Linked DNA regions of Homo sapiens: region 2 is linked to region 1. Evidence: chromatin contacts called from ENCODE Hi-C or POLR2A ChIA-PET data. All regions are on one chromosome and are shown on one strand. Each heading gives the region's core, a stretch centred on a gene start or an enhancer-like site at or near the end of the contact. The rest is flanking DNA. Distances are from core to core; before and after follow the strand shown. Region 1 has its middle 33 kb from the start of LINC02656. Region 2 has its middle 52 kb from the start of LINC02649.

The links. Hi-C counts contacts between places; a loop is a spot of excess contacts on that map. ChIA-PET counts read pairs that join two places held with the same protein, here RNA polymerase II (POLR2A). Pooled maps may share reads with other maps.
Region 2: a map of CD4-positive, alpha-beta T cell shows a loop between it and region 1 (2.8-fold over the local background). The contact joins two enhancer-like sites. A Hi-C loop is called at or near these places in 6 of 168 maps with a recorded cell type or tissue (B cell, CD14-positive monocyte, CD4-positive, alpha-beta T cell and 3 more), 1 of 37 single-sample maps with no recorded cell type and 12 of 50 pooled maps. POLR2A ChIA-PET finds 5 or more read pairs at or near these places in 10 of 52 experiments (CD4-positive, alpha-beta memory T cell, CD8-positive, alpha-beta T cell, WTC11 and 6 more).

What each region holds. Positions count from the first base shown.
Region 1 is chr10:6,380,746-6,386,728 of GRCh38, forward strand. No RefSeq gene overlaps it. Among named protein-coding and RNA genes, the nearest start is that of LINC02656, 33 kb to the left of the region's middle. Within about 2 kb of position 1,486, at least 7 of the 41 ENCODE cell types and tissues checked have a DNase peak (open chromatin) inside an H3K27ac peak, as active enhancers do; they include CD14-positive monocyte, where a contact is called at or near this core.
Region 2 is chr10:6,272,144-6,277,610 of GRCh38, forward strand. It overlaps a transcript of PFKFB3 not described here. Among named protein-coding and RNA genes, the nearest start is that of LINC02649, 52 kb to the right of the region's middle. RefSeq lists a silencer at 1-29 and enhancers at 2,852-2,961, 3,112-3,551. Within about 2 kb of position 3,273, at least 31 of the 41 ENCODE cell types and tissues checked have a DNase peak (open chromatin) inside an H3K27ac peak, as active enhancers do; they include CD14-positive monocyte, where a contact is called at or near this core.

The DNA of each region.
Region 1 (5,983 bases), core at 236-2,735:
AGGTCTCTGACATGCCCTGGAGACATTTTCCCCATTGTCCTGGTGATTAACATTCAGATCTTCATTACTAATGCAAATTTCTGCAGCCAGCTTTAATTTCTCCTCAGAGAATGGGATTTTTGTTTCTATCACATTGTCAGCCTGAAAATTTTACAAACTTTAATGATCTGTTTCCCTTTTAAAATTGAATGCCTTTAACAGCATCCAAGTCACCTCTTGAATGCTTTGCTGCCTAGAAATAGAAATCTTCCACCAGATACCCTAAATCATCTCTCTCAAGTTCAAAGTTCCACAAATCTCTAGGGCTGGGGCAAAATGCTGTCAGTCTCTTTGCTAAAACGTAACAAGAGTTACCTTTGTTCCAATTCCCAACAAGTTCCTCATCTCCATCTGAGACCACCTCAGCCTGGATTTCACTGTCCATATCATTATCAGCATTTTGGTAAAAGCCATTCAGCAAGTCTCTAGGAAGTTCCAAACTGTCCCACATTTTTCTGTCTTCCTCTGAGTCCTCCAAACTGTTCCAACCTCTGCCTGTTACCCAGTTCCACATTTTTGTGTATCTTTTCAGCAGTGCCCCACTCTACTGGTACCAATTTACTGCATTAGTCTGTTTTCATGCTACTGATAAAGCCATATCTGAGACTGGGGAAAAAAAAGAGGTTTAATGGACTTATAGTTCCACATGGCTGGAGAGGCCTCACAATCGTGGCAGAAGGCAAGGAGGAGCAAGTCACATCTTACATGGATGGTGGCAGGCAAACAGAGAGAGATTGTGCAGGAACATGCCTCTTTATAAAACCATCAGATCTCATGAGACTAATTCACCATCACAAGAACAGCACGGGAAAGACCCGCCCCCATAACTCAGTTACCTCCCACCAGGTCCCTCCCACAACACGTGGGAATTCAAGATGAGATTTGGGTGGGGACACAGCCAAACCATATCACCATGTCTCTCCATGGACTGACTTGATGGACAATTCTTTGGAGGTGGATAACTGTGATTGTCCTGTAAACCATAAAGCAGAGAGGGCACCCCAAGGAAAGCCATGTTACCCAAGTAGATGCTGGACAAGTGTTAAATACATAGCTGCCTTCATTGTGGAAACAGGGGCAGGGATCTGAGGACTTCTATATCAAGACCTTTCCACTCCTCCACTAGTTTACTTCTCTGGGTCTACTGTCGACATTCATCTAAAATGCAACTCCAACAGAAATTGTGGGACAGGGATGTCCCATTCACCTGGAGAAAGGCTATACAAGGCAATACAATGGCCATTGCAGCAAAAAAATCAGGTGTCTAGAAACATATTAAGCCAGAATTAAGCTGTAGCTCTCTGCATAGTTTATGAGACACTTCTCTGAAGTGCAGCTGAAAATGATGGGTGTGTGTGTGTTTTAAATCTGAAGGCCCTCGGGAATGGCATGTACACAAATGTCAGTGTTTGTGGGCATGAAAGGGAAGGAAACCAGACATGGGGCTGGCGGAGAAGACTTAACAGCTGCAGCTGGCATGCTTTTGCTTTGTCTTTGATTCTTTCGATTCCTGTTTGGCTTTGGTCCCATGTTTTGGGCTGTGACTAAGCTTTCGTGTCTTTGGGGGCTAAGTAGACATCAAAACAAGAAACGCCACTCACTGTGCAAATGGATTTGCCCGAAATGCTGCTGAAGAAGACAGGTTGGCATCGGGCTGGTGCTTTTCTGCTTCTACTTAAATAGGAGAGGATTTGGTCAAACTTGGTCCTTGGGACAAGGAGCTGTTTTGGACAAACGGTTTACGGAAGGTGAGGCTGGGTATTTTAAGAAGGGAGGTGAGAAGTGAGAGACCTGGAATCTGGTCCTTGTAATCGGTCATCTTGCAACATGGACTTGACTGTTGTGGAAATGGTCTACACCTCAGTTTCCTTTTTACCACAAGCTCTTCCCTCCATCTCTGTCGACACATTTCCCTCCTCTTGCTCCAGCCTCTGCTTATTTCAGGGGCTCAGTTTTCTCAAGATGGCCCCATGAAACTTCCTTGCCACAGAATGCTTCTCTGGATGCTATATCAATCGATTACATGTTAGTATGAATTTAGCTAATACACTACCTCCACATGTGACTGTACACTCAAAGTATCCCAGCAGAGGCACTCTCCCAGGTGCAACAAGATGAAACAGTCAGTTTCGGGGTCTCTTATCATGTCCCTATATAAACACAGGTGTGGGAGGGAAATATTTTGAGATGACTGCATGGAACTCTGTATTCCTTTTCCATATAATGAGTATATTATTCTCCAGCGTCTCTCCATTGCTCAAAACCACGAATATCTCCTCTCTTGAAAAAGTGACAGTGTGAGGACTGGGAAGCTGAAATTTTAGCTCAGAAGTCTACAACTAGAACCAAGTTTCTAAAAATGTGCTGTGTTATATAATCCAGGAGGAGGCAATGGAAAAGTACCAGCTGGTGTGGGACTGGAGGCTTTCCTGCCTCTGACTCACTCAGGCAAAAGGTCTTGAATTAAGATGCTTCTCAGAAAATCCAAACAAAACCCATTCATTCTCCAAGGCTTCGCATTCGTTGTGGGAGTCAAAATGTAACCATGGGACTGAGATTGCCTGGGCACATTTGGGAAAGTTCACAAAGTTTGTTCTTGTGTCCCTCGAGGCCAGCTTCCAGGGCCTCCCCACTCCTTTCCAGATGCCCGATGCCATCCTGCCGTATCTATGGCACCACAGACAGCCCTATCGGGAAGATGGCCCAAATGGCTTTCCCCATCAAAACTTGACTTCTCTGTCCTGTGGCCTCAGGCCCTGCTCTGGGTTGTCCTTAACTAAACAGTTAGATGGATCCTTGCTGTGGTGTTAGCTAACTGAATAGAGCACCTTTGAAAAAATAACATAATAGGCTGACCACGGTGGCTCATGCCTGTAATCCTGGCACCTTGGGAGGCTGATGGGGGAGGGTTGCTTGAGTCCAGGAGTTTAAGACTAGCCTAGGTAACATAGCAAGCCGTTGTCTCTACAAAAAATGTAAAAATTAGTCAGGTGTGGTGGTGCCTGCCTGTGGTCCCAGCTACTTGGGAGGCTGAGGTGGGAGGCTTAAGGGGGTTGAGGCTACCTTGAGCTGTGTTTGCACCACTGCACTCCAGCCTGGGTGACAGAGTGAGACCCTGCCTCAAAAACAAAACAAAACAAAAACAAAACATAATGTCTTAACTCAAAAGAGAGCATGGCTACTTGTGCAGTGACAAAAGTGGCTGGCATATCAGGAATGATGACTCTGGCCTAGGAAGATGTTTGGGACCTGTGGAGCCTTTGGATGTGGAGTCCCTCAGATCACACTAGAATCTGGCTGCCTTCTCCACGAAGAGATTTCTGTGTGGAAGGTCCAGGCATCTGTGTTTTGCAGCTCCCCAGAAGGTTTTGAGGCCTGTGGGAAATGATGGGGGACTGCAGCACTTGTATGCTGTGATGTCGGAAGAATAACAGCCAGCGGCTCAGCAGCATTAAGGCTTTGTGGACTGTTCCTAGGCTTTTTCCGTCTCTCCTTTTTTTTTTTTTTTTTTTTTTTTGCCACAGTTGACATCTGTACGCCCCACGTCACGTGAGGTTAGTGTCTGAGCAGGGACTACAAGGAGCCAACAATCCTGACTTCTGGTCTACCTTTCCCCCAAGTACCCACAGCCTCCCTAATATCCAAATCCTCATGTAACTTTATGCAATGAAACATATCAAACTTTACATAGCATTGCCCAGCCTGTGCACGTTGAGGTATTTCAAAGCAAAAAGCATTATAAAGTCTTTGTGAACCTCTCCCCACAAGCATGTAAAGCTTTGGGAACAGGCCAGGAACCACCTGCCTTGGCATACCATAGTGCTGTGACCATTGCAATTATATTTTCCAGATACAATTCTTGGGGCATGCAGTCTGAGAATGCTTTGCCTCTGAATGGAGCACATGGTTTTTGGATAGGGAAATGTTGGCCTACAGATGTATGAAGGCTATGGTGTTGGTGGGGGTGCCGTAATAGGATAACTTGAGTCTGAATGTGTGAAGTGATGTTTCGACTAGAGCTGATTTTGGAAGTGGTTGTAGCTGGCACTGGGAGATGAGGAGGCATGATGAGGGTGAGAATAATTCAATGTGAATTTTCAAGAGTTAGGCTCTTGAACTGTAAGAATGTAAACCTCAGGTCACTTTACTAAGAGGGGTTATATTGGGCCAAATGTCTGCATCTGCCTCCCACATTCATTCACCTGGCCCCACCTGCCTGCCCCCAGGTGCCCTGTATCTGGCTCAGGGCTGAGAACCACAGCAGCCTGGCACCTACTCCCTAGTCCTGGCCTTGTGGTCTCATGTGGTCTGGGCTGCTCCCACCACATCCCGACTCAGGTGAAGTGTGGATCTGAGCGCACAGCTGCAAAGTACAGGGCCTGGGGCCTTGACCAGGAAGTGCAGGTGAGTTCACGTACCTGTACAGGGTGAAGACAGCCTGAAGGAGGTGTGGGCAGGAGGGGGCTTCATGCCCCACACAAGGAGGTTTGACCATTGAGACAGGAGGTGGTGGCAGTTGTGAATTTTTCTCCCTTCCCTGCCCACCTCCCTCCTCCTCCCACTCACACTCACATTGCTCCAGGTATGGTGATGCCTTTGGCCTGCCCCTGAACGTCCCATATACCTGGACAGCCAGCTGTGTCTTCTGAGGCCATGAGCAGCTGGCAGCACATCCCTTGCATCTGCTTTCCCCACTCCCGCTTTGCTTCCTGCCCTCACTCTTGCTGCCCCGGGATTGCACCCATCTCCTCACAAAGCAGGAGCTGCGAAGATTTGCCTCAGGCTTTGTTCTCAAGGGAGGACAGGTCATTAGGGGCTGGTTGTAAAGCTGCACATAGAAAGCTATGCACATGCTTCACCTGGTTTCTTTTGACGTGGTCATAGGAGATTTAAATACCTTGGTTTTCCTTATCATGGAGGTATCTGTTTTTATGTGTTTGCTTTGGCCTCCTTTTCTTCTCAATTCACCAATTTATTTCCATATTTTTAATGCCAAGCCTCATAAGGAGTCCAGTGAATTGTCATATCCAATGAAGGTTGCAGTTGCTGGGCAAATATTTTGTGTTGCGTAAGGTCGATTCATGGGTAGCTGACCAGCTTACTGATGAGCAATCCTTGGATTCATGGCCCTTTCAGGAGCAAGAGCAGCTGGCCCTATGTCTGTAAGTTAGAGTCTGTTGGTGGGCAGGGCCAGCTGGGTATGGCGTGGTCAGTAGAAGTTGCAGCAGGATGAAGAAGGTGAGTTTTCAGCTCCTGTGGACTGGCTATCTGGCTGGCAATGTTTGTCCTGGGCTACTTAGGACTCCCACATAAGTTCCCTCCTGGCTGTCGTCCTGTATGTAGCTCAGCCTCCATTCCCAGGCATCATTTAGGCCCTTGGACAGGGATCAGTAAAGTTGTTCACTAAGCGATGGCTAAGGTGTGCTGTTGTGCAGAAGACAGTATAAACGCAGGTGAGAATTCCATCTGTTCTATTTCTCAGGGGCATAGTAGCAAGTCAAGGGACAGCTTGCACTCTCTGAAGAACTAATCAAGATGTTGTAAGGAAGATGTGACCTGGAGGTCATTTTGGGGAGTTTCGTGGCTGGTGAGTGAGAAGTGATCCCAGAACGAGGAGACAAAACAGAAAAGACAAACTGGAAAAAGTCAAGCATCAGCAGGTTGAACAGGGAAGGATGACACAAAGAGGAAGCGAAGGCCAAGGGAGCTGGTCAGCTCAGAGCCCCGTGGCTGCCTTGGCCCCAGGTTCTCCATGCTCATCAGTGTCAGCCTGGTGCTGGTCTCACAGGGCTTAGTGCTGAGCCAGACAGCCATGGTCCCTCCTGAGGGCTGAAGTGGGGTCTTAGCCCTGGGCCTTCCCCTTCCTCACCCAGCCTCCACTGCTGCTGCGTTGCCCGGGCCTGGGGTAGGAGGTGTGCATGGTGAGGAGGCTCAGGCTGCCTAA
Region 2 (5,467 bases), core at 2,023-4,522, 110 kb before region 1:
TGCAAAGCACCCCGAGTTCACAGACAGGGGCTGTAACTGTCTAGTTTGGTGAATGGCTGATGAAGGCAGTGCTGGGAGATGATAAATGTCCCTTCTGTCCCTTAGGACTTGCAGGTAATGGTCTCCTGTGTCCCTCCCTTGACTCCAGGCTGTCTAGTGAAGGTGATCGTTCCAATTGCCCTATTAGGACATCGGGGTTTCTTAACTAAACCCTGAATGATGCCTTGGATTTATGCATTCTGGCCAACGTGTTGAAATACGTCAGTCTGGCTGGGCACGGTGGCTCATGCCTGTAATCCTAGCACTTTGGGAGGCCGAGGCGGGCGGATCACCTGAGGTCAGGAGTTTGAGACCAGCCTGGCCAACATGGTGAACCCCGTCTCTACTAAAAATACAAAAATTTTAGCTGGGCATGGTGGTGGGTGCCTGTAATCCCAGCTACTTGGGAGGCTGAGGCAGGAGAATTGTTTGAACCCGGGAGGCAGAGGTTCCAGTGAGCCCAGATCGTGCCATTGAACTCCAGCCTGGGTGACAGAGGGAGACTCTGTCTCAAAAAAAAGAAAAAAGAAATAGGTCGACCTGGGCCCCAGCCGCGCTGTGCTTTCATGAGTTTCCGTCAGCCCTGTTCCATATCCTGGATCTGTGCATGCCAAGGGCTATGTGGGAAGATTTCATTTCAGGTCTCTTGAGAACAGGGTCAGATGGAGGAGGCAGGCTTTATTTCAGATTTGGACAATAGGCCTGAGGGCTTGATTTATAGAGAAAGTCTCAGAGGAAAATAAAGGAAAAGAAAATACTTCCCATTCTCCTAAAGTGTTCACATGTCTCCTGTGCAGTGAGTGGGGCTGAGATTGCAGGCTTTTTTTTTTTTTTTTTTTTTTGAAGTGGAGCCTCACTCTGTTGCCCAGGCTGGAGTGCAGTGGCATGATTTCAGCTCACGACAACCTCTGCCTCCCGGGTTCAAGCAATTCTCCTGTCTCAGCCTCCCAAGTAGCTGGGATTACAGGTGTCTGCCACCACGTGCGGCTAATTTTTTTGTATTTTCAGTAGAGACGGGGTTTGCTGGGCCCACCTCACAGATGTGATCCATATTCTCATGATGGCCGTGAAATTAGAGATGTGACTAGAAGCAGCTGCCCACCAAAAGTAAAACAAACAAAAATGAGGCCTGGAGTTTTCCCCGTTCCTCTTCTGGGGCCCGAGGAGCTTGCCACCCGTGGGTGAAAAGCGTTGCCTTCCCGAGAACGCCTGCTCTTTAAGGGATCCCCGCCGCCATGCAACCTACAATCGCACGGCCCTTTACAGTGTATAAAGCCCTTCAAACCTTGAGGGGGCTGTCGGGAAACCTGTGTTCTGTTGACAGTTCTGTCAGTCACTCTGGGCTTGAGGGTTCTCTAAGGAAAGCATGGAGATTGGACTGGAGTATGTTAAGGACTGAATTGCATCCCTGCCAAAAACAGCACGTTGGAGTCCTACTCGCCAGCACCTCAGGGTGTGACCTTATTTGGAGAAAAGTCTTTCCAGAGGCCATCAAGTTAAAATGAGGTCATTAGGATGGGCCTTAATCCAGTATGGCTGATGTCCTTATAAAAAAGGGAAATTTGGAGACAGGCACATGCAGAGAGAAGGTGATGAGAAGAGGGAGTGAAGACAGCTGACTACAGGTCAAGGACAGACACCTGGATAGCTCCTTCCCGCAGCCTCAAAGGACCCAGTCCTGCCGACACCTTGATCTTGGACTCCCACCTTCCAGAATCAGGAGAAAATAAATTTTTGTTGTGGGCCGGTGCGACAGCTCATTCCCATAATCTCAGCACTTTGGGAAGCTGAGGCAGGAGGATCACTTGAGCCCAGGAGACTGAGACCAGCCTGGGCAGCATGGGGAGACCTGTCTCTACAAAAAATAAAATAGCTGAGCCTGGTGGCACTTACCTGTGGTCCCAGTTAGTTGGAAGGCTGAAGGGGAAGACCGCTTGAGCCCAGGAGGTCAAGGCTGCAGTGGGCTATGATTGCAGCACTGTACTCCAGCCTAGGTGACAGAGCGAGATCCTATCTCTAAAAAAAAAAAAAATTAAAAAACTGTTGTGTAAGTCCCTCCATCTGAAGTACTTTGTTGCGACATCCTCAGCACACTAATACAGTGTACTGAAGCTTTTTTGTGTGTGCTGTAGCCCCTCTGGTCCTCCAGGGTTGATCCTGAGCCCCTTCTTAGAATAATGTTTACATTTAAAAAATAACACACTTTGGATTACGAAGGAGAGAACTCTTGAAATACTGATATCAAAATGCCAAATATAAACATTTACGATGTAGAAATATATGTACCACTTTAATAATGCATTCAATAGTGGCAAGTCTGAAAACAACCGTAATTTCACAGTAGAGATGAAGGGTAAATACTCTTTCAAGACATCTGCAACAGGCTGGGTGTGGTGGCTCATGCCTGTAACCCCAGCACTTTGGGAGGCTGATGTAGGAGAATTGCTTAAGCCCGGAAGTTTGAGACTAGCCAGGGCAACATAGTGAGACCCCATCTAAAAAGAATTAGCTGGGTGTGGTGGCACACGCCTATAGTCCGAGCAACTTGGAGGCTGAGGTGGGAGGATCCCTCGAGCCCGGGTGGTCGAGGTTGCAGTGAGCTGTGATGGTACCACTGCACTCCAGGTTGGGTGACAGAGCCAGACTCTGTCTCAAAAAAAAAACAAAAAACAAAACTGCAATAACCATCATGTGCCATGAACATATTATGATTTTTACTGGTGACCGACACAGAGGCTGCTCATGTGGTATGCTGCCTATCTTCATAATGAAAATGCTAAATATTAGTTCCTGGCTAGTGGAGGAAAAGATTTTTTTTCCCACCCAAGTTTACATATTCTTGAATTTGATCTGTTCCTGGACTGGGTGGTGTCCACTAGGGGACTTTTGGGGTCTGTGGTTAGGCGACTCTGGGTGGATTGTCCCATGAGGCTGATGCCTCTTGCTCTTTGCTTAAGACTCAGTGACCCTTCGGCACTTGGGGGCCTTGTGCCAGGGGCAGGTGGTCACGGCCCCGCCCCTCTGTTGTCATGGCGACAAACCGATGTGGCCTCTGGAAGCTGCTCCCTTCTCTGTCCTCTTCCAGAGCCTTGCCGTGGCTCCGGTAGATTTCTCTGCATAGCTTGTCTGTGACTCGGCGAAGGAGGTGTGTGGAGAAGGTGCCAGTTCCCTCAGCGGAGCCACCCTCGGGGCCTGCGCCTGACTCAGACAGGAAGTAGCTGACACTCCATGCCAGGAAGTAGCTGACACTGCATGCCGGGAACGCTGTCCCCAGCCTTGTGATGGAGTCAGGCCTCTGCCGGTGACTCACCGCCATCACCCAGGCGCTGCTCTTGCTGGGAATTTTCTCATGAGCTCATCTGGGCAGTGCAAAGAACCACACAATTGTTCCCCACACGCGTTCTTATTGTGCAAAAGGGAAACCTTGGTTTGGATCTTGTGGGTTTTTTTCTTTTTTTGAGATGGAGTCACGTTCTGTCACCCAGGCTGGAGTGTAGTGGTGCGATCTTGGCTCACTGCAACCTCCGCTTCCCGGGATTCTCCTGCCTCAGCCTCCTGAGTAGCTGGGATTACAGGCATGGGCCACCACGCCCGGCTAATTTTTGTATTTTTCATAGAGAGGATTACATCATCAAGAATGAAACATTTTTTTTTTAATGGCTTAAGGGGTATATGGCTCTTCAAATACACGCAGGGGTTATGCTTTCTCCATGTGGAGGGTGGTGCTCCCTCTGCAGCCCACCCATTCGGAGACAGGCTTTCTTCATGCTGGAGTATCTCATTCCTCGAAATATGCTTGCTATTTCATGCTTGAAATCAAGATGTCTCCCAATTCATGGCACCTTGTATTTGACAAATAGACTGCGTAAAGACAGAGTCTGTCTTTAGGGAATGAGAGGATTTTTGGTAAAAACAGAACCAAAACTTCTACTGACCCAAGAGAAGGCTTTGTTTGCTTGGAGTGGATTATCAGCCAAATGCTATCTTTATTTTGTGGGATTTTGGCCTTTGAATCAGGTTCATGGGTGGCATGCTATAGAAATAGGATAACAAATGGGATAATTCTTCAAACAGAAACATGGCCTAGAATGGGAGGGGTTGTTGTTTATTTATATGTATGTGTCATAAAAATATTTTAGATCATAACTTAGCAAATGTATGAAAGTGGAAAATGTGTTTATGGATCTATTTCATAAAAGGGCCATGCTTCAGAAAAAAAAAAAATCCCAAGAAACAAACCAAAAAATGCCAAAAAGAGAAATCTCTGTATGGGAGACTATCATTTAGCTGCAGACAGGATAGTTACAGATTAATTGCTGGCCTTATCTAACTACTAGCTACAATAACTCCAATTTGGGGTCGGCCAAGTACCAATGAACTTCGCTTTCTCTGGGCAACAGCTGAGATGTTGCAGCTGCAAGTGGGGTTAAATAGCCTCCAATAAAGGAAAAAACTTGAGGAGTAATTCAATTAAAAAAAAATTGACATAATTATAGATTCAAGGATGATGCAAACAAAAAGTGTGCAGGAAGGTCCTTGTCCCCTTCCCTCAGTTTCTCCCAATGTGACATCTTACATAGCTACAGTACAATATCACAACCATGATATTGAGATTGGGTCACAGAACCTACCTAGATTTCCCATTTTATATGTATTTGTGTGTGTGTGTGTGTGTGTGTGTGTGTAGTTGTAGGCAGGTTTATCACATGTGTGGATTCTTATAACCATCACCCAAATCAAGATATATCTTGATTTTGCTCCATCACCAGGAGGCTCCCTCATGCTACCCCTCTAGAGCCTCAAGTCACCTTCCCTCCTTTCTCCTCCCCACCTGCTGGCAACCACTAACCTGTTCCCCATTGCTGTAATTTTGTCATTTCAGAATGTTGCATAAATGGAATCATATTGTATGTGATACAGTTTGGATCTGTGTCCCCGCCCAGATCTCATGTTGAAATGTAATCCCCAGTGCTGCAGGTGGGGCCTGGTAGAAGGTGATTGGATCATGGGGATGGTTTCTTTTTCTTTCTTTCTTTCTTTTTTCTTTTTCTTTTCTTTTCTTTTTTTTTGAGACAGAGTATCGCTCTTTCACCCAGGCTGGAGTGCAGTGGCGCGATCTGGACTCACTGCAACCTCCGCCTCCTGGGTTCCAGCGATTCTCCTGAGTAGCTGGGATTACAGGTGCACACCAACACGCCCAGCTAATTTTTGTATTTTTAGTAGAGACAGGGTTTCACCATGTTGGCCAGGCTGGTCTTGAACTCCTGTCCTCAAGTGATCCACCTGCCTTGGCCTCCCGAAGTGCTGGGATTACAGGTGTGAGCCACCACACCCGGCCGTGGGGGTGGTTTCTAATGGTTTACATCATTTCCCTTGTGCTGTGCTCACAACAGAGTTCTTGCAAGATCTGTCTGTTTAAAAGTGTGTG